7 separate regions of the Homo sapiens genome follow, and regions 2, 3, 4, 5, 6 and 7 are each linked to region 1. The links are chromatin contacts, found by Hi-C or POLR2A ChIA-PET in ENCODE. All regions are on one chromosome and are shown on one strand. The core of a region is the stretch at or near the end of the contact, and the rest is flanking DNA. Distances in the headings are between cores, read along the strand shown.

Evidence for each region. A loop is a pair of places that touch in the nucleus more often than their neighbours do. ChIA-PET counts read pairs that join two places held with the same protein, here RNA polymerase II (POLR2A). Pooled maps may share reads with other maps.
Region 2: a loop to region 1 is called in a map of B cell, with 3 times the contacts of the local background. The contact joins the promoter of ZSCAN12 here to the promoter of ZNF184 in region 1. A Hi-C loop is called at or near these places in 1 of 168 maps with a recorded cell type or tissue (B cell), 1 of 37 single-sample maps with no recorded cell type and 7 of 50 pooled maps. POLR2A ChIA-PET finds 5 or more read pairs at or near these places in 2 of 52 experiments (AG04449 and PC-3).
Region 3: a loop to region 1 is called in a map of OCI-LY7, with 4 times the contacts of the local background. The contact joins the enhancer-like site here to the promoter of ZNF184 in region 1. A Hi-C loop is called at or near these places in 13 of 168 maps with a recorded cell type or tissue (B cell, CD8-positive, alpha-beta T cell, HepG2 and 10 more), 9 of 37 single-sample maps with no recorded cell type and 24 of 50 pooled maps. POLR2A ChIA-PET finds 5 or more read pairs at or near these places in 3 of 52 experiments (GM10248, GM12878 and naive thymus-derived CD4-positive, alpha-beta T cell).
Region 4: a loop to region 1 is called in a map of CD8-positive, alpha-beta T cell, with 4 times the contacts of the local background. The contact joins the promoter of ZSCAN31 here to the promoter of ZNF184 in region 1. A Hi-C loop is called at or near these places in 3 of 168 maps with a recorded cell type or tissue (CD4-positive, alpha-beta memory T cell, CD8-positive, alpha-beta T cell and naive thymus-derived CD4-positive, alpha-beta T cell) and 15 of 50 pooled maps. POLR2A ChIA-PET finds 5 or more read pairs at or near these places in 2 of 52 experiments (CD4-positive, alpha-beta memory T cell and OCI-LY7).
Region 5: a pooled map shows a loop between it and region 1 (8-fold over the local background). The contact joins the promoter of ZNF322 here to the promoter of ZNF184 in region 1. A Hi-C loop is called at or near these places in 8 of 50 pooled maps.
Region 6: a loop to region 1 is called in a map of gastrocnemius medialis, with 7 times the contacts of the local background. The contact joins the promoter of ZSCAN26 here to the promoter of ZNF184 in region 1. A Hi-C loop is called at or near these places in 2 of 168 maps with a recorded cell type or tissue (gastrocnemius medialis and naive thymus-derived CD4-positive, alpha-beta T cell) and 11 of 50 pooled maps. POLR2A ChIA-PET finds 5 or more read pairs at or near these places in 2 of 52 experiments (CD4-positive, alpha-beta T cell and activated T-cell).
Region 7: a loop to region 1 is called in a map of endothelial cell of umbilical vein, with 3 times the contacts of the local background. The contact joins the promoter of ZSCAN9 here to the promoter of ZNF184 in region 1. A Hi-C loop is called at or near these places in 3 of 168 maps with a recorded cell type or tissue (Right ventricle myocardium inferior, endothelial cell of umbilical vein and gastrocnemius medialis), 4 of 37 single-sample maps with no recorded cell type and 16 of 50 pooled maps.

Annotation. Positions count from the first base shown.
Region 1 is chr6:27,471,830-27,474,420 of GRCh38, forward strand. It overlaps ZNF184 (zinc finger protein 184), which reads right to left and starts at 1,276. Exons shown (of 6, transcript NM_001318891.2): 1 at 900-1,276; 2 at 459-604. The coding sequence starts at 465. It overlaps LOC105375001 (a long non-coding RNA gene), which reads left to right and starts at 1,295. Exons shown (of 2, transcript XR_926664.4): 1 at 1,295-1,480. RefSeq lists enhancers at 398-527, 858-947, 968-1,067, 1,128-1,287.
Region 2 is chr6:28,398,441-28,401,031 of GRCh38, forward strand. It overlaps ZSCAN12 (zinc finger and SCAN domain containing 12), which reads right to left and starts at 1,307. Exons shown (of 4, transcript NM_001163391.2): 1 at 1,217-1,307; 2 at 1-33. LOC105374998 (a long non-coding RNA gene) reads left to right here and starts at 1,379. Exons shown (of 2, transcript XR_926659.2): 1 at 1,379-1,467. RefSeq lists a silencer at 360-429 and an enhancer at 1,441-1,690.
Region 3 is chr6:26,549,332-26,551,922 of GRCh38, forward strand. No RefSeq gene overlaps it. Among named protein-coding and RNA genes, the nearest start is that of TRA-CGC1-1, 2.9 kb to the right of the region's middle. RefSeq lists enhancers at 1-759, 1,019-1,553, 1,538-1,587. Within about 2 kb of position 1,285, at least 11 of the 41 ENCODE cell types and tissues checked have a DNase peak (open chromatin) inside an H3K27ac peak, as active enhancers do; they include B cell, OCI-LY7, ascending aorta and 1 more, where a contact is called at or near this core.
Region 4 is chr6:28,334,858-28,337,448 of GRCh38, forward strand. ZSCAN31 (zinc finger and SCAN domain containing 31) reads right to left here and starts at 1,291. Exons shown (of 4, transcript NM_030899.5): 1 at 1,225-1,291. RefSeq lists an enhancer at 837-956.
Region 5 is chr6:26,658,446-26,661,036 of GRCh38, forward strand. ZNF322 (zinc finger protein 322) reads right to left here and starts at 1,301. Exons shown (of 4, transcript NM_024639.5): 1 at 996-1,301; 2 at 113-201. RefSeq lists enhancers at 731-1,231, 952-1,001, 1,012-1,201, 1,232-1,732, 1,432-1,491 and 1 more.
Region 6 is chr6:28,265,846-28,268,436 of GRCh38, forward strand. ZSCAN26 (zinc finger and SCAN domain containing 26) reads left to right here and starts at 1,298. Exons shown (of 4, transcript NM_001023560.4): 1 at 1,298-1,368. RefSeq lists enhancers at 1,136-1,195, 1,340-1,904.
Region 7 is chr6:28,223,986-28,226,576 of GRCh38, forward strand. ZSCAN9 (zinc finger and SCAN domain containing 9) reads left to right here and starts at 1,290. Exons shown (of 4, transcript NM_006299.5): 1 at 1,290-1,381. RefSeq lists an enhancer at 1,095-1,194.

The DNA.
Region 1 (2,591 bases), core at 26-2,525:
GAAACTAAAAAAGAAAGCCAACAAGGGAATAGTCTGCACCCAAAATGGCGAGTTTAATGCCACACTAGTTCGGGCATAGGGTTGACAGACAGCCGTCTGCCAAGGAGATTTCAAAACTGACTCTTTCATTGAAGGGATAATTGCCAAGATGTCTTCTGACTTCAAGATTATAATTTTAATATTTAATATTCAGAAGTCATGTGGGGATCACAGATATTCTGAATGATTATGTCTTTTCATTCCCCAATGGAACGAAAGAAAAAAATAAACTCCTCTCCCAAGTATCTCTCTATAAAACAGAATCTCTCCCTACAATGTAATTCGGTTTCTTTGCTAATCCCTAAGCATACCGTTCCTTCCTTCCAAATCTCCTGCTCTGATCTCAAGTATTTGATACTCCAGTCATGACTGTTCTCAAGCCTCCATCACCCCGCTCTCCCCCAAGTCGACCCCACTACCTTCCATCTCAGGAGCTCATCCCGTTCCTCTGGAACTTGAACACCAGGGTTCGCCAGGCAGCGTTCCTTCAGCTGGTATCTCGGTCTAGGACTCAGATGTCTAACTCCCCTTGCAGGGAATCTGCAACACGCTGAGGTTGTCTACCCTAAAAGACACAGGATGGCGTCAGCAGCATACGTCACACAATCACACATCAGAGTCTTGCAAAGTGACCAAGAGGTGCTACACAAGAGAAGTGCCCCAAGAGAGCACTAGAGAGGTGTGTGGCACTCCGATGAACAAAACAGAGTGGAGATCGGGTACGCGGGTTCTGCTTCAGATCCAAAAAACCCTTGGTGCCCACCCTAGAATCTGGCCGGGGCATCCACAGACCTGGTGTGTTCCCTCTGTGCACACTTGTGACTCACACCCCTGCGAGCTCGGATAACACGAAGACACACCTGTTGCAGAGCGTTAAAGCTGGAAGGTGGACAAACAGGGCGGGGCCCGGCACCCGACTTCCCCTTAGGCCAGAACAAAAGAACAAAGCCCTCCAAGGGATCAGGGCGGGACCGCCCCGCACAGAAGGAGGCGAGGTGCGCCCCCTTCGAGGACTCCCCAGCTTTCTCCTGCAGAGGCCTCTAAGCGCGAAATCAGAAGGGTGACGTCACGAGTCCGGAGGGCTGGCTGTTGCCATGGTGATACCTGAGCTCCCCTCCCCCTATAGCGATCCACACACTCTGATCCCGGGTCCGGAAGCGCATTGACCGCCACCAGACCTAACGCAGGGAGCCGAAGCAACTGGACTTCCAGCGCGCCAACCTCTTTCCACGCCTACAACCGGCTTCAACGGTCACTTCCGGTCGTTACGAGCGAGCCCCGCCCCGCACGCCGGCGCCGGGCGGGCACACTGGACCAGCGTTCCCAGAACACTCCGCGAAGGTGTTCCTGAACTTCATTTCCCAGAGGCTTTAGCTAACGTGTACTTTCGCCCTGCGATGGGCCGCACATTTTCGCCGCCAGTCTTTTGCTCCTGTTTCAGGTATGCGTGTGCATTGTAAACTTGTCTGACTGAACTGATTATAAGAAATGCACGTCTACTGACCGAGCGCAGTGGCTCACGTCTGTAATCTGAGCACTTTGGGAGGCCGAGGTGGGTGGATCACTAGGTCAGGAGTTCGAGACTCAGCCTGGCCAATATGGTGACACCCCGTCTCTACTAAAAATACAAAAATTAGCCGGGCGTGGTGGCGCGCGCCTGTAGCTACTCAGGAGGCAGAGGCAGAAGAATCGCTTGAACCCGGGAGGAAGAGGTTGCAGTCAGCCGAGATCGCGCCACTGCACTCCAGCCTGGGCGGCAGAGCGAGACTCCGTCTCAAAAAAACAAAACAACAAAAAAAAAAAAAAGAAAGAAAGAAAAGAAAAAAAAGAAATACACGTCTACACACAGTTTTAAAACGCAAACAATCGTTACCTTTATTACATGTTCTACCTTCTATTTTCTGTTCTACTCTTTTGTCGTTTTGAAAATACTGGTAGTTACCCATTAAAATTGTTTTCACGACTCTCAAATGAGTGGCGACCAACTTTTTTTTTTTTTTTTTTTTTTTTGAGACGGAATCTAGCTCTGTTGCTCAGGCTGGAGTGCAATGGCGCGATCTCGGCTCGCTGCAACCTCCACCTCCCGGGTTCAAGCGATTCTCCTGCCTCAGCCTCCCGAGTAGCTGGGATTACAGGCATGCACCACCATCCCCGGCTAATTTTTGTATTTTTAGTAGAGACGAGGGGGTCACCATGTTGGCCAGGCTGGTCTCGAACTCCTGACCTCAAGTGATCCGCCCGCCTCGGCCTCCCAAAGTGCTGGGATTGCAGGCGTGAGCCACTGCGCCCGGCCCCAACATGTTTTTCTAATGCTTAAGGAAACCCGGAGATAATATTCCCATGTTTTGCCACTTAGTAAAGCATTTTATATGCCTGTGTCAGCGAGCACATAGCTGCAAGTGTAGCCCATGGCCAGTCTGTCACTGTGTCCTTGGCAGAAAAAAAGAATCCAACAAATCGGTAGGTTTTTATATTTAAGACATGGCACTTGCATTTTATTATGCTGGCGTGCATCCCCAGCATTTGGATAAGGGGCCAAGGTCAAGTCTCTC
Region 2 (2,591 bases), core at 57-2,556, 930 kb after region 1:
GATCTCACCTGGAAACTGTATTCCTGGACAGTCCTGAAGAATAAGCCATCATTATTAATACAAACTCCACCATAAAGTAAAACTGCAAATTCTGAGAACTTAACTATGACCTTTGAAATCTGACCTCCGGATTAATGTACAATACTTACTCAGAAAAATACTCTGATAGAAAAGACTTAAGATTAGACCGATTTAGGCCGGGCACAGTGGCTCACGCCTGTAATCCCAGCACTTTGGGAGGCCGAGTCGGGCGGATCACGAGGTCAGGAGATCGAGACCATCCTGGCTAACATGGTGAAACCCCGTCTCTACTAAAAATACAAAAAAAAAAAAAAAAAAAAAATTAGCCGGGCGTGACGGCGGGCGCCTGTAGTCCCAGCTACTCAGGAGGCTGAGGCAGGGGAATGGCGTGAACCCGGGAGGCGGAGCTTGCAGTGAGCCGAGATCGCGCCACTGCACTCCAGCCTGGGCGACAGAGCGAGACTCCGTCTCAAAAAAAAAAAAAAAGATTAGACTAATTTAAAGAGAAAGACTGAGGAAAGGTGCCAAGTTGTTTCAGGACTTAAGAGTAAGACTTGTTGGTAAACTTATTCTCATTTGGTCCTAAATGAAAGACAAATGGAATAAAACTAACATTTAGATCAAGTAAATAATAATAACAAAAGGTTAGGACATCCTTGATTAGTTACTTTTATCTTTTGAATGTCCAGATGTCTGGTGGAAACCATGAAATCACAAAAGCTACAGTCATGTAAATTTATTTCTTCAGGGACTTAATCTTTCTGCTCCTCATTCTTCATTTATAAAGTGAGAAGGCTGAAGAGGTTACTCTTTAAGGCTTCCCTCTAACCTCGTGGTCTGTGATTATAATCTGAAGTGAGGAAGGCCCAGGAAAGGGTCCCTAGGACGCCGGCGAGCGTCTGTGACCCACCACTGTCCAGAAATGTCGGTAAGCGCTGAACCCAAGGATACACAGCCCGAAGCAAACGCGGAAGGTATGGGCCTTACAGCCTGGAATTGCTGCAGAGACTGGGAGCCAAACCCTCATCCTAATGTCCCAACGCACTTTGGGGAGGGAGAGCTTCCCGCGGATCCGCCTGGGTTTGGGAGGACCGGGGTCCACTCTGCACCGGCCAGGGCCTGAGGGGCCCAGCAGCTGGAATACAGCAATCTCCCGCCCACCTGCTCGCAGCGTACAGAGCACAACATCGCTCACCTGCGGCCCCCAGGGCCAGAAGAGAACTCCCTCCTACGGAGCGAAGGCAAGAGGCCTCGAACCCTTTTGGGACCCGGAACCCATCAAAAGTGACCCACAAAGGCCGGAAGCGGCCACGGGGGGTCTAAGAACCAGCCCGCGCGGGGCGCACTTCCGCGGCCGCTCTAGGAAGGGAGCGAAAGGGGCTTTCAACTCGGTAGTGTTTCCGCGCGTCTACGTGAGAGGAAGGTTGATGGCTTTCAGGCCCGCTGGTAAATGGAACGGGTTTATCTTCTCCTCTTCTTTACCCAGCCATTGTCCACACTTCCCCCGACCCGATGGGTGGTCGAGGCTTGTAGAACTGATCTTAAGACAGGGAAATCCCTTGCGTCTCCATTCACTTTGGGATTCTGTGTCTCTGAGGTTAGAGATGCCTCAAAGGGATGTTCTCCGGGGGACCTTCCCAAATCCGCGCTTAGCGGTGGCGAAGGGACTTCTTCCACACAGACTTCTCAAGGGCCAGCCGGCTGGTTTCTGCCGGCTCTTTCGCCATCCACGATTCTTTTGATGTTCTCTTTTATGTGCTGATGTATGATTATATGTCAGAAAACCCGGTTCAATGGAAAAACTATAAAAAAAGGATAATTTAGTAAAATAGCAAGATATAAAGTTAACACACTAAAATCAACGACCTTCATATATGTGAATAATCAATGATAACGAGTTACGAGATATAATGGAAGAGAAGACCATATTTACAAGAGCAGCAAAAAAGTGAAACTAGGAATAAACTTAACAAGAAATGAACAAAACTTCTATGGGGAAAGCTTTAAAACATTCCTAAAAGGCCAAGTATACATTTAAACAAACAGAAAGCGATATGAGGTTCTTGGAAAGACTCAAAGAGGTCAGTCCTCCCTAAATACGTATGCAACTGTAGTATTCCAACAAAAATATCAACAAATATTGTTCTGGAATTAGATAAACTGATTATAAAATTCATGTGGGGAAATAAGAATAGCCAGGAAACCCATGAAAAAGAAAAATGGTGAGGGTCAACCTTATCAGATACTGGAACATACCCATATAATTTTAGTGTATTAACAGAGAGAAAGAATAGACCAGAAATGGATCCAGGTATGTAAGGATATTGAGTAAATGATGAAGGTGACACCACATATCAACAGGGAAATGAAGAACTTAGAAGTTGTGCTGGGATGATAACCGTTTGGCAAAGGTAAAACTGGATTTGTATTTCCCACCACACATCACAATAGAGATAAATTCTAAATGGATCTGAGATCTAAATATAAAAAATCCACCTATACATGTATTAGAAGAAAACATGAATAATAATTCTAACACGTGGGAATAGGGAAACATTATCTAACCATAT
Region 3 (2,591 bases), core at 35-2,534, 920 kb before region 1:
AGCTGAGTAGTATTGTTCTCATTTAACTTTACATTTAGACAAACATAAATTTAGACATATATCAGCCTGGGTGATCTAGAGGTTTTTTTGTTTGCTTGTTTGTTTTTTTGAGACGGAGTTTCACTCTTGTCGCCCAGGCTGGAGTGCATTAGCGCGATCTCAGCTCACTGCAACCTCCGCCTCCCGGGTTCAAGTGATTCTCTTGTCTCACCCTGCCGAGTGGCTGGAATTACAGGCGCCTGCCACCATGTCTGGCTAATCTTTTGTATTTGTTTTAGTCGAGACAGGGTTTCACCATTTTTGCCAGGCTGGTCTCGAACTCCTGACCTCGTGATCCACCCGCCTCGGCCTCCCAAAGTGCTGGGATTACAGGCGTGAGCCACCACGCCCGGCCTAGAGTTTTTAATAACCAAATTTCTGACCCTCACATCTGAGGCACTGAGCATGGAAGAGTTGGAAAGAAGAGGGAGGGAAACTTATTTTTCTGTATCTGTTCTTGCACCACTACCTTCTTTTCTCAATAGTTGTTGTGTTACAGAAAAAGGGTCCCGATCCAGACCCCAAGGGAGGGTTCTTGGCTCTCCCGCAAGAAAGAATTCAGGGCGAGTCCGCAGTGCAAAGTAAAAGCAGGTTTATTAAGAAAGTTAAGTAGTGAAAGTACAGCTACTCCATAGACAGAGTAGGGTGTTCCTGAAACGCGGAGGAAAGTGTCCACCCTAGATACATACCTGTAAGTATGGGGAGATGTGCTCTGCTACAAGGGTCTGTGATAAAGGATTAATTTTCTTATTATATTTTGTAAGAATCGATATTATTATCTTTAAAGCAAAATTTGGAATGCCTTTGTTCTCCAGATATGGGGACATCTAGACACTCCCAAGTCTGGGTCTGTTTAGTAAACATTATTAATTTGTTCCCTTAACCATAAACATCTAGAGGCTAGGAATGCCTGACTTTCTGGGAATGCAGCCCAGCAAAAGTCCCGGCCTCGTTTTCCTAGCCCTCACTCAAAATGGAGTCGCTCTGGTTCGAATGCCTCTCACAGAAATCCCGCTAAAATGTACCTCCCTCGGTTGCGGTGAGCCGTGATCGTGCCACTGCACTCCAGCCTGGGAGATAGAGTGAGAACTCCGTCTCAAAAAAAAAAAAAAAAAATACCTCCTTCTTCTCTCAAAACTCTCCAATGGCTTCCACCCTGGGTCATCAACATGGCCTGGAAGAGCCGTACTCTGGATACCCGAGGGCGCGGCCCCAGCGCCGCGACGCCCCGCCCCTCTGGCTGCTCCGCTCTGGGATGCACTTCCGACGCCCTCTAGGCTTGGGAGTTCCGCGCCTCTCGGTGTCGCCTGGGGGGCGTGCTCCGGTTGGCGCACTGATTCCCAGTTGGGTAGGGGAGGCTTGACTGAGCTCCCACCCGGAATTTCACCTTAGACCTTTAAAGACCTTGCTCCGGCCTCCCGCGCCAGCGCTAACACCTAGTCCTCTTTAGTGGAGTTCCGGCGGAAGGGGATGGCGGGCACCCGACGGTGGTCTCCTCCCAGATGGCGAATTTCCGCGGCTTCTTCATCTTTTAGCTCCCAGGGAGCCCTCTGGCCCCAGCATGAAGCCCATGGAGCCCTTTTCAAAATTGTATTTTTAAAAGCTTTTAAAAAATACACAGGATTTTAAAGAAAGCCAATTGTACTACAAAACAGTTTTCAAACGATTAAAATAATTTCATAGAGTAATGTGTGCTTCTCATTAATGCATTAAATATTAAACATCAAGACCCGTCTTATGACTGCTGTAATTTTCAAACAGTTGTCTTGGGTATTTGTAACAACTGTATTGTGATACAAAAATATGTGATTTTTCTTTTCTTTTTTTTTAGACAGAGTCTCCCTCTGTCGCCTAGGCTGGAGTGCAGTGGCGTGGTCTCTGCTCACTGCAAGCTCCGCCTCCCGGGTTCACGCCATTCTCCTGCCTCAGCCTCCCGAGTAGCTGGGACTACAGGTGCCCGCCACCAATTTTGTTTTTGTATTTTTAGTAGAGACGGGGTTTCACCGTATTAGCCAGGATGGTCTTGATCTCCTGACCTGGTGATCCGCCCGCCTCGGCCTCCCAAAGTGCTGGAATTACAGGCATGAGCCACCACCCCCGGCCAAAAATATGTGATTTTTCTTGATGACAGAGTCGTAGTTACTTCTCTTTCAATTGTGGTTTGTTACCTGTATTAGTAAGTGAAAGATATGTTAAATTTCAGTTAGAATAGACTAGAATCAGAAATAATCAGAATGCAGTGTGTGTGTTAAGAGTAAGGAATAGTTCATGCAACTTTTGTTTCTGTTACATATGTATGACTGAATTACGATGTAAACTAAACTAAATTGTAGGTCACCACCAAAAAAATGAAAGCTACTGCCACTAGGCCCAAGTTCTGGGTGAAGAACCACGTCTGTTTACCTGGGCAACCCCATGGATCAGGAAAGCAGGGGATCAGAAAGGAGCACGCTAATAGAGAAAAGAGGGAGCCTGTGCATTTTTGTTGCTTTTCAAGAAAGAGTTTAACCTTTAACAACTTGTAGCCATTGTTATTGCAACTTTTACTCCTA
Region 4 (2,591 bases), core at 41-2,540, 860 kb after region 1:
ATAATCTTGTGGTTATGTAGGGAAATGTCCCCAATTTTTAGAGATGCATTAGAAACTAGAGGTGACAAGTTATGAGGTTGGTGGTTTTTACAATATTTAAAGAAAACATATGCGACAAACATTGCATAATGTTGACTTATTAAATAAAAATTACGTGTATATAGGAAATAAGGCTTTTGACAGGGAGAGACCCTTCTCTACCTCTGGACCTCGGTTTCGCCGCAAAGCTCCGACCTCTCTAGGGGTCTCTCCCACCACCCTGTGAAAGGGCTACCTAGCTTGCCTTAGGTGGATAGCAAGGGAAGGGTCCCTGGAGAGCCTGCCCCCGCCCATGATTTAGTGTCTTATCCCCACATAACATAAAACTAAGCCTGGGGAAAAAATCAGGTTGCAGGCACCGATAAGGGAACTAGCACAGGGTGTTGTGCCTAGAGATATGCCCACGGCTGCATAGATAGAAAAACCTCGGGCCCATTTGGATAAAAACTTGCACAGAACCTCCAGCTCACTCAGATAAGGGAACAAGGCCTGACACATAATGCCTTTGTCCTTTGTATAGTCAGCAGGTTCCCAGGAAAAGTTTCTTCTCCTTTTGTGGGTATGGACACGGTGGGTTCTGGTAGGTTCCGGCAGGCGCTCTACTTTCCTTTATTAGGACTATAAGCCCAGCTTCTGTGAATCATCACCTCAGCCCCTGATTGGTCCGGGGCCAAACTTTCACTTCGGCTTCTGATAGGTCCTGGGCCAAGCTAAGCAGCAGCTATGAATCATCATTTCAGCTCCTGATTGGTCCCGGACCAAGCTGAGTCAAGCGTTCGCCAGGACAGCCCGCAGACTAAGCGCATTCCCTCTCCTTTCCAGTCCATAAAAACCCCAGAACGGGCCCCATAATGGGTACTCCCGGTCGGGACCCCTTCTCTGCTGGCAGAGAGCTTTTTCCTTTCGCTTATTAAACTTTCGCTCTAACCTCACCTTTGTGTCTGCGCTCCTTTATCGTCTTGGAGGCAGGACAAAGAACTCCGGGCGTTATCTCAGACAAAGAAAGGCTGTTTAATCTTCAGGATAAGGGGCGGGACCTCCACCTACTCCACGGGGGCTTCAGGCCAGTGAATGTGTAGGGGCGGGGGTCACGCCTGCGCAGACGTTCCCTCCCCGCCTACTCCAAGGCACAGACCTGAAATCTTCTGGGAACCTGGCGGGTCGCGACAAGGGGCCAAGACTCACCTTCGGGGCACCGGCAAGCTACGGAACAGGTGGCGGGGCTGCAGCACCCCAATGACCGATCAACCGCAAAGGCCGGAAATGCGTCAGCCGTTCTGAGCCCACTGGCTGAAGCCAGGCAACTCTTTCCTTTCTAGGAATTCCAGAGGTGGCTGCTGCTTGGTGACTCCCTTATTGCAAACCCCGGGGCCAAAAATCCCAGTCCCACTGGGTGCGAGGCGGAGAAATCCGGCGAGGCATTTCTATGGGGAGCGGCCCCCAGCATTTAGGAGTTAGATGGTCATCGAGACCCAAAACATTAGAGCCGGAAGGTGTTAGGAAGATATAAACGTAGAGAGCGAGTAACAGGAGGCAATTCCACGGCCAAACAGGTTTATTTACAGGAAAAGCCTGCGAAGAGTTCCAGTTAGGAATCTGGCTGAGATCCTGATCGCTTACAAGCTGAGGCTTTTATAATAAAGTTTCTGTTGGGGAGGGGTTGGGGAAGTGCTGGCTAGTTGGAACTGTTTGGACACTTTCCAACTGGGGACAGATGTGGTTAGGGCCGTTAGGCTCTGTTGCGGTTAGAGCTGTTATGCTCTGTTGAAGCTATGGACGGGGTTGACATTTGCTTTGTTTCTTGAGAACACAGTCATCAAGGTTGTAAAATGGCATCACTATTGTTAGTCCTCACAGAAGGGACTTCATACTTTTTCTGTCTCTAATACTTACCTATTCTTCCCCGAGTCTGTCCACTTCCTCTGGTCTCTTTGACATCACAAAGGAGAGATGGTAATGGTGGGGACGAGAATACAGAGTTGTTTTTGTTGTGGTTTTGTTATTTTGTGTTTTACACTCAAACCTCTGTCTTCTGGAATCCCAAAGTCTAGAAGAAGAGCGTGTAAACAAGTAACTGCGTAAAACAGACGTGCATGTGAAATGAAGTAAAATAAAATAAGTGCTTGTAAATCGATGAGAATAGCCTCTGGAACATGCTAAGTACGTATGTAGGAAATAAATGTATGTATTAGTTTGAATTCGTGGCGTGGAAGAGAGAGGAAAACTAATGGGGCAAAACAAGACTCAGCAGGAATCTGCCAGTGTACACTGGAAAAGGAGCAAAGGAAATAAATTTCTGGGAGAGGGAATCAAATGTACAAAAGCAGAACTGGGGTGAAATCCTTTGGTACATCCAAAGAACTGGGCTGATCAGCATGACTGGAGAGTGGTATATGTGGCAGGGGCACCAGCTCTTACTTTTTTTGGATCCCTAACCAAGGAATTTGAGCAGTCTGATCAAATTTACATCTAGAAATGTTATCTTGGCAGCCATGTGGGGATGGACTGTAAGGAAATGAGACTACAGGCAGGGAGACCAGCTAGGAGACTAC
Region 5 (2,591 bases), core at 51-2,550, 810 kb before region 1:
GGGCATTCTCTTTTTCCATATATCTTCTCCCATACTTTCCTGTCTTTCACCCTGCCCCACCCCACACCCCCATCCACATTTATACAGAAACAGAGCCTGGTATACCACTTACCGTAACAAGAAAGACTCAAGACCATCTTCCTTTTGGTTTCAAAAGGTCTCTAGTTCAGAACTATTCACAACACTCAATTCTTGCCTCTCCTAGAGGAAAAATCAATAATGTAGACGATGACCTTGTGAAATTTATAATTCATAATTTTTCTAGAGCTGGCCTAGAAAACTGGTCCCATTTCCTCTCCATTCTAGTGAGCATCCTTCAACCATAGCTTACCTCTTCCCATCTTTGCTTACACTGTTTCTCCTGCAGGAAGTACCTGCCACTGGTAGCCATCAGTTCCGACCAGCTCTAGACAAAATGTCAAGAATCTTTCTATTACTAACTGTAACTTCATAACAAAGCCCTAAGCCTCGTTTTTCGTTTGTTTTTTCTCCTTCTGCTAATTGTTTTTGTTTGTATTATCTCAACTCCTAAGATCAAAGACCCATTCGTCTACCACTACAAACCCCAAAGTGCATGTGATAAGTGTATATAATATAAAGTTATCTGTAATTCCATTTTCCAAAAAGAAATGGTTATAGGAAGATTAAACAAACCAGATTTTTCTGCAGATAGATTCAACTGCAACATAACTAATTTCTGCACTGAAGATGAAGCGAAAAATCCATTCAAGGTCCTTTTTTTCCTCGATATATATGAAAGATTATATTGCTTTGAAAAGTGCCTTGCAGTGTTTACTATCTCTAGGAACTACCGTACTAAGGTTCTCTTCTTTCAACTTTTCATTGACCATCTTTCAGTCCTCCGTCCGCCGTCAGCGGAGACCAGACCATGCTCAGTGTCCAGGAACAGGGGCTGCTCCCACTCGACTGTGGCCGTGGGTCTTGGGTCCCACCGCGCACCCATCCCACCCCTGGGCCCCGCAGGCCGCGCTTACCCTGGCAGCCGCCGGCGCCGCCCCTAGGCCTGGGGACAGCACTTCCGGTTACTCTCCGGACACTCGAATCTGGGCTTCCTGGCGGCCGCAGACTCTGCGATAGTAGATCTAAGGGCCAGGCTTCGGGAAGGAAAGAAAAGCGAACCCGGCACGGACAAGACCTAGGAGCAACTCCCTTCGTGCGCCTAGACTAGAGGAGTTGGGGCCAGGCCGCCCACAGAGCGCTTTAACAGAGCGCTTCAAGGGCCCACAAGGCCGGCTACGCAAACCCTTTCAAGCTGGCTGGGAAGAGGCCGGCGCAGCCCCACCCCCGCAAGTCACATGATCACCCCTCTCCGGCCACTAGGGCGTTCCAACCCCGGCCCCTGGGCCAATAGGAGCCGAGTCTTCGGAAAGGGGCGGGGCCCGGGGCGCCTGCGCTCTGGGAGCCCTCGGCGTTTTGGTGGGAGGGGGTCTTGCTGGCGCAGTGGAAGGCCGGCTGCGGGGGGAGGCGATCGCTGCCACCCTGTCTAAGAAGAAACGGCACCAACAGCGTTGCAGTTTATGTTACAGTTTCCCCAAGGCTGTTAACCGAGGACTCAAACCAGGAGTAGAGTCACAAAGATTAGATGCCACTGACCCTGAGAGAAACACCAGGAAAGATCTGGGAGAGATAGAGGATTCTGAAGCACAGTGGCAGCGCTGTCATCCACGAAGATGTGGCCAGCGAGATGGAAGAAATGCTTTTAAAAGTGGTGGACTTGTGTGGGTGGAGAAAACAGCAGCGAGAGAAAGTACTGTGGGAGGTTCCCCAGTCCTTGCTGATTATGTTTCTGATTTGGAATCAGCTAAGAGTAAATCACCTAGTGGTGGGGCTGGAACAGAACTCAGTTCTTTAGGTTGAACACTGGGTATTCTCCCAGCTCAATTGTTAAATTAAAAAAAACAAACCAACAAAAAACAGTTTTTAAATGTCCTCAGCTATCAAAGGGAAAAGATGAGTAGTAGGAATATGGAAAACTAAACCCTGGGCAGCCTGGCCAAGGACTTGGATTGTGAGCCAGTTGCTGAGGTTTAGTAATTGGGGAGCGCAGTCTCTGAGACACGTATTCAGTATTAACTAATCATGTTCCTACTAGTGGAATTCTTCCGCAGAGGGTCTACAGCTTATTCTACTTTCATGTTTATTTTTAATGAAACTTTCAAGGTCAAAATATTCCACTCAGGGTTGTCTTAATATTTTGAATAATAACATTTTGAGTGTGTAGCATGTATCAAACACTGTTCTAATAACTTTACACTATTGTCTCATTCAGTTGTAACAAAAATCGTGTGAGATATGTATTCTTTTAGGAGGAAACTGGTGCACAGAGAGATTAAGTAGCTTGCCCAGGATCACATATTACTGATGAAGCTGTAATGTGAACAGTCTGATGCCAGATTCTGTGCTTGCAGTCACTATACTTATGGCTACCTCAATAGTGGTGAGTGTATTGTGTAAAATTATTGGAATAAAAATTAAGCAAGTTGGATTCTGATCTCTGCACTGCATATAACAAGGTCTGAATATGTGTAGAATTGAACTGTTCAACCTTTTCTTTCAGGATACATTGGCCC
Region 6 (2,591 bases), core at 48-2,547, 790 kb after region 1:
AACTGATCAGTTAAACACAAAAGTTTGTTCAGATTTTTTAAAGGTTTTTTTTTCTTTCTTCCAACTTTTGTTTTAGGTTCAGTGGGTACATGTGCAGGTATGTTACATGAATAAAGTGCATACTGCTGGGGTTTGGTGTACAAATGATTTTGTCACCAAAGTGGTAGCATAGTACCTTATAGGTAACTTTTCAATCTTCACCTTCCTCTCACCCTCCACCCTCAAGAAGTCCTTGTGTCTGTTGTTCCCATTTGTGTTCATGTTTACTGAATGTTTAGCACCCACTTATAAGTAAGAACATGCAGTATTTGGTTTTCTGTTCCTGTGTTAATTGGCTTAGGATAAATGGCCTCCAGCTGCATCCATGTTGCTGCAAAGGACATGATCTCATTCTTTTAGCTGCATGATATTCCATGGTGTTATGTACCACATTTTCTTTTTCCAGTCCACCACTGATGGGCATCTAGGTTGATTCCATGTTTCTGCTATTGTGAAAAGTGCTGTGATGAACATACACATGCATGGTCTTTATGGTAGAACAGTATATTCCTCTGGGTATATACCCAATAATGGAATTGCTGGGTCAAATGAGAGCTCTGTTTTAAGTTCCTTAAGAAATTTCCAAATTGCTTTCCACAGTGGCAGAACTAATTTACATTCCCACTAGCAATGTATAAGCATTCAAAGAGTTTATCTTATTCAAAAACTATAAAAACCCAGTTTGTGATACTGTGGGCAAGAGAGACTATTTCTGTTCTCTGTTGTAGAATTTATTTTGATAAAGTGATATCTGTTGCTTTTATTCCCCCTGAAACTTACATTGATTGCAAAGTGTTGTTGATTTATTTTCTCTCACAGTAATAGCCCTAATTTCTTCTTACCTTAAACCTTTCAATCCAAACGTATGTCCATTGTTTAGTTTAATTTTCGAAATACTTTGACAATTATTTTTGCCATTGTGTTTGATGAATTTCTAAATTGCGAAAAATGGCGAAGTATGTGTGTTTTATTTATGTGAGCAAAGTGAAAATGTTGGCTGTTTGTGATAACACTCAACGGAGCTGGCCTGTTTTTACATGAATAAAATAAACATCCACTTTAAAATGAGAAAACAAAAACAAAAACAGAAACAAAAAAAAAACCCCAACAATCTTAGCTCACAACGAAATGACCCTCCCAGCCGTCCTCAGCAGGCAGCACCCATGTTAGTCTCCTTCTGCGATGCCTAAGCGGCAGCACCATCGAGCCAAGGTCCTCCAGCGTTCCTAGAGCGGAGAAGAAAGCGCTCCGAAGAGCTAGAGCTGACACTCGGCGATGAGCTAAGACGCTGTTTCAGAGCGTTTGGGTCCTCTGAGGCCCCTTGACCAGGTGAGCGGACCCTGGAGCTGGGCCCCGGGCTGGGGCGGAACTGCGGCCTAGGGGCCTAGGGAGCAGCTGCTTCCCGGCGGGTGCAGAGAATCTTCCCTCGACCGAGGGGGCGGGGTCCGTAGCGGAGGTGTCGGCCCTGGGGCCTATGAGAGTGATGAAGCTGTGGATCTGGTAAACAGAGTACAACCTTCTGCTGCATATTTTTCATCCATTCAGCGCAATTTTAAGTAGATATTAAAGGTAGGCGCCACCGAGAAGGTAATATTTGAGCAGAAATCTGAAGGAGGTGGGTGGAAAGACCTAAGTGGCTTTTGCGGTCAGGAACTTTCTAGGTAGAGGGAATAGCAAGTGCAAAGGTCTTAAAGCAGGAGCTTGCTTGGCATATTTGAGGAATAACGGGGAGACCAGAGCGGTTGGAGCAGTGAACAAAGGCGACCTTTGTAGGGAATGATGTCAGAGAGATTGGGGTATGGAGAGGAAGAGTGTAGAGGAAATGAGAACTGTATCGTGTAAGGAATTTTGTCTTTTTTTGGTGTGTGTTTTTGGAGGATTTTGAGCAGAAGAAAACATGATCTGACTTATGTTTTAAAGCTTCTTTACTTGGAGACTCATGATGATAATAGATTGTAAGTGGGCAAGAATGGAATCAAGAAAACTTAAAAGTTAAGAGTAATTTTTTAAAATTCCAAGTAATTCAGGTGGGAGATAAGGATATCTTGAGCCAGTGATCAGATTATGATCTGCTTTGAAAATAGAGACAATAATATTTGCTACTGGGTCAGATGTAGGGTGTGACAGTAAGAAGGCAAATATAAATCCAAGGTTTTGGGCCTGTGGGTGCAAGAGATACTGGAGAAAAGATCTGAGGTTTAGCTTTGGTACCTCGTGTAAGTTCTTCAACTCTCCCCGTCTCAATTTCCTTCTCTGCACGAAGAAATTAGGAATAGTGTCTTCTTTATAGGGTTGTGTGAGGGTTAAATAATTAATATATGTGAAACATGTAGTATAGTTGTCCTGGCTCATTGTTTTATTATGCTGAGACATGAAGTGTGAGTGGGCATTAACAAGAAGAAAATTGGAGGGTTGGAGGGTGGTCCAAGCAGAAGGAATAAGCTGTGGAAGGGCCAAGGAGCAAGAAGGAGTATTGCAAATTTGATGAAATAAAGTACTTTATTAGATCAAAAAACAATGTAAACCATATTAAATGTTTTGAACTTGATCCT
Region 7 (2,591 bases), core at 40-2,539, 750 kb after region 1:
AATAATAAAGAAATTTTCCGAGCTACTACCGTTTTGGAGTTAAAACAGATCATGGAGCCTCCATTAACACACAAGATACTTTCTTACTGCTTTAATAAAATAAATGATAAGATTCTGTTAAAACAAACAGAATATAGTTTAATCTACGTGACACCATCATTCTGGTTGGCATAGTAAAACTGATGAATGACTAACAGTACCTACAATTACGCTCTTTTGTACCAATAAAATTTATTTAAGGCTGGGCATGGTGGCTCATGCCTGTACCAGCACTTTGCCAGGCGGAGGTGGGAGGATCACTTGAGGTCAGGAGTTAGAGACCAGCCTGGCCAACAAAGCGAGACCCTGGTCTCTACCCCCCTCCCCCAAAAAAAATGCTGGGCATGGTGGTATGTGACTGTAGTCCCAGCTACTCAGGAGGCTGAGGCAGGATTGCTTGAGCCAGGAGTTGCAGTCTGCAGTGAGCTATGATGGTGCCACTGCACTCCAGCCTGGGTGACAAATTTATTTAATTGGTTTTGGTTTGATTTTGTATTATTATTACTAAAACTCCAGAAAACTTTTACAGCAAAAAAAAAAAACAACAAAAAACAAAAACAAGAAAGAAAGAAAAGGAAAGGAGGATGGGAGAAAGGCAGGAAGGGAGGGAGGAAGGTAGGAAAAGAGGAAGGGAGGGAGGAAAGAAGGCAAGCACGCAGGCAGATGCCTAAATAAAGAATACATAGGGGCCTGGACAAATAAATTGCTTTATGGACTGTTATGCACCCATACAATAAGTTAGACTTACATGATGAGTAAAGCTTTTTAGGATACATGAAGTGAAAACGTTAAAATAAGCGGGGGAGAAAAGGCTAAATATAAAATAATGCCATTGTGTGTGTGAGAGAGGATCACAATGATATACAAATTCCAGGCTAACGGTGACAGTGGCTGCCTCGGGGAGTGGGACTAAGGAGGGGTAGGTGGGGTTTGACATTTTACTTTATTAATTTTGGTATTGTCTGAGGGTTTTTAAACCATAAATAATGTATTAATTTTAAAAATGCTTTTAAAAATCATCATTTTCAATAGTTAACGGTCTATGCTTCATCAACGTTTTCCGTTTAAAACCTGTGTGCGGCCCACACACGTATGACATTCTGATTATGTGATTCACTGCTGAAAAAGAACTGGACGCCAGGAAATTGGGGGTTGAGTCCGAAGCAAGGTGAACGCCGGACATCGAGACATGGAATCCTAGACCGGCCCGGAAGTGCCTCTGCTCCGTCCGCCTTCGAGGAGAGGTCGGCATCTTTGTTCCCTGCCCGGCCATTGTTCGTGCCGCGCTTCTAGCAACGCCGGGCCGGTAACCCCCTCTCCCTCCTTGCGCGTTCCGGGTCTCGTGAGTTGGCTGTGGGGACCGGGAATGGAGGCGGGTCAGGGAGGGTGGGGCTGGAAAAGGGGTGTGGAAAGTGAACCTCAGCCGCTGGGAAGTGGGAGCCGGAGGAGGGGGCGGCGGTCAGTGCCGGGCGGCTTCGGGCGTCCCCTAGACCAGAGTGGTCATCCCCAGCTGTGGGGACATTGTACAAGAAAGGGTTGTAGGAGGACTGCGAGGCTGAAGGGTCACCTCGGTGAATAACGACAACAGGCTTAGGACTCAGGGAAAGAAACACCCGGGAGAGGAAGTTAAGGACAATTAAGACTTTGGCAGCCTTCACGATGGAGAACCTGTATACCCTCTTACCTCTAGATTCTGAAAGCAAATTAAGGGGCGTTGAATGGACTGGTTTTCAAGCGCAGAATGTAGCAGTTCCCGATTCCCTTTTCCTTAGTTCATTGATTCTCAAACCTTATAATACATACAAATCACTGAGGAGCCCGTTAAAGGGCATATTCTGGGTCTCCCTGTACTTCTCTCCACCTCCCAATTCAGATTCCCCAGATGTCTGCCATAGGGCCTTTCAAGCTGGAATTCAGCTGCTGCGCTGTGCTTCCTGGCATTTTGGAGACACACATTTTGGGAACACCCCCATGGGTTTCAGGTGCTTCCTGCGTCTGTGGAGAAAACTTTTCCCTTGGGCTTCTTTGGCTTCTTAGGATTGTCCTCAAAAAGAAGTTGACCTTGGGCAATCTACTTAACTTTCCCTGGCTTCCATTTCTTATCTAGTGAAATAATTATTATAATAAAACCTCAGTGGGTAATTGTGAGGATGAAATATAGTCTTGTATCTGAAAGCATATTGTAGACTTGTGCAGTGTTGACTGTTATTCTTCAGTAGCAGCAGGGCGGTGTGGAAAGCTCCAGGACTTGGAATCCACCTAAGCCTTTCTTTCTGTAAATTTAGTGAAAATAATACTAACCTTAAATGGTTGTTTTGAAGATTAAGAAAACTGAAGTAAATAGTAAAGTAAATGTTGGTTCGTTCATTTAGTCGACAGTAACAATATTTCCATTTATTCTTTCTCTAAGTTGATGTTTATACAGTGAGTTCAAACTTTTTATTCAGACTTTCTGAGTGATCGGTGCAGTCCCTAATTCATGGGCTGTTTTCCTCCATGAACTCTGTGAAGCATTATTGCTATTTCTTCTTCACATAAAGAAATCAAGATTG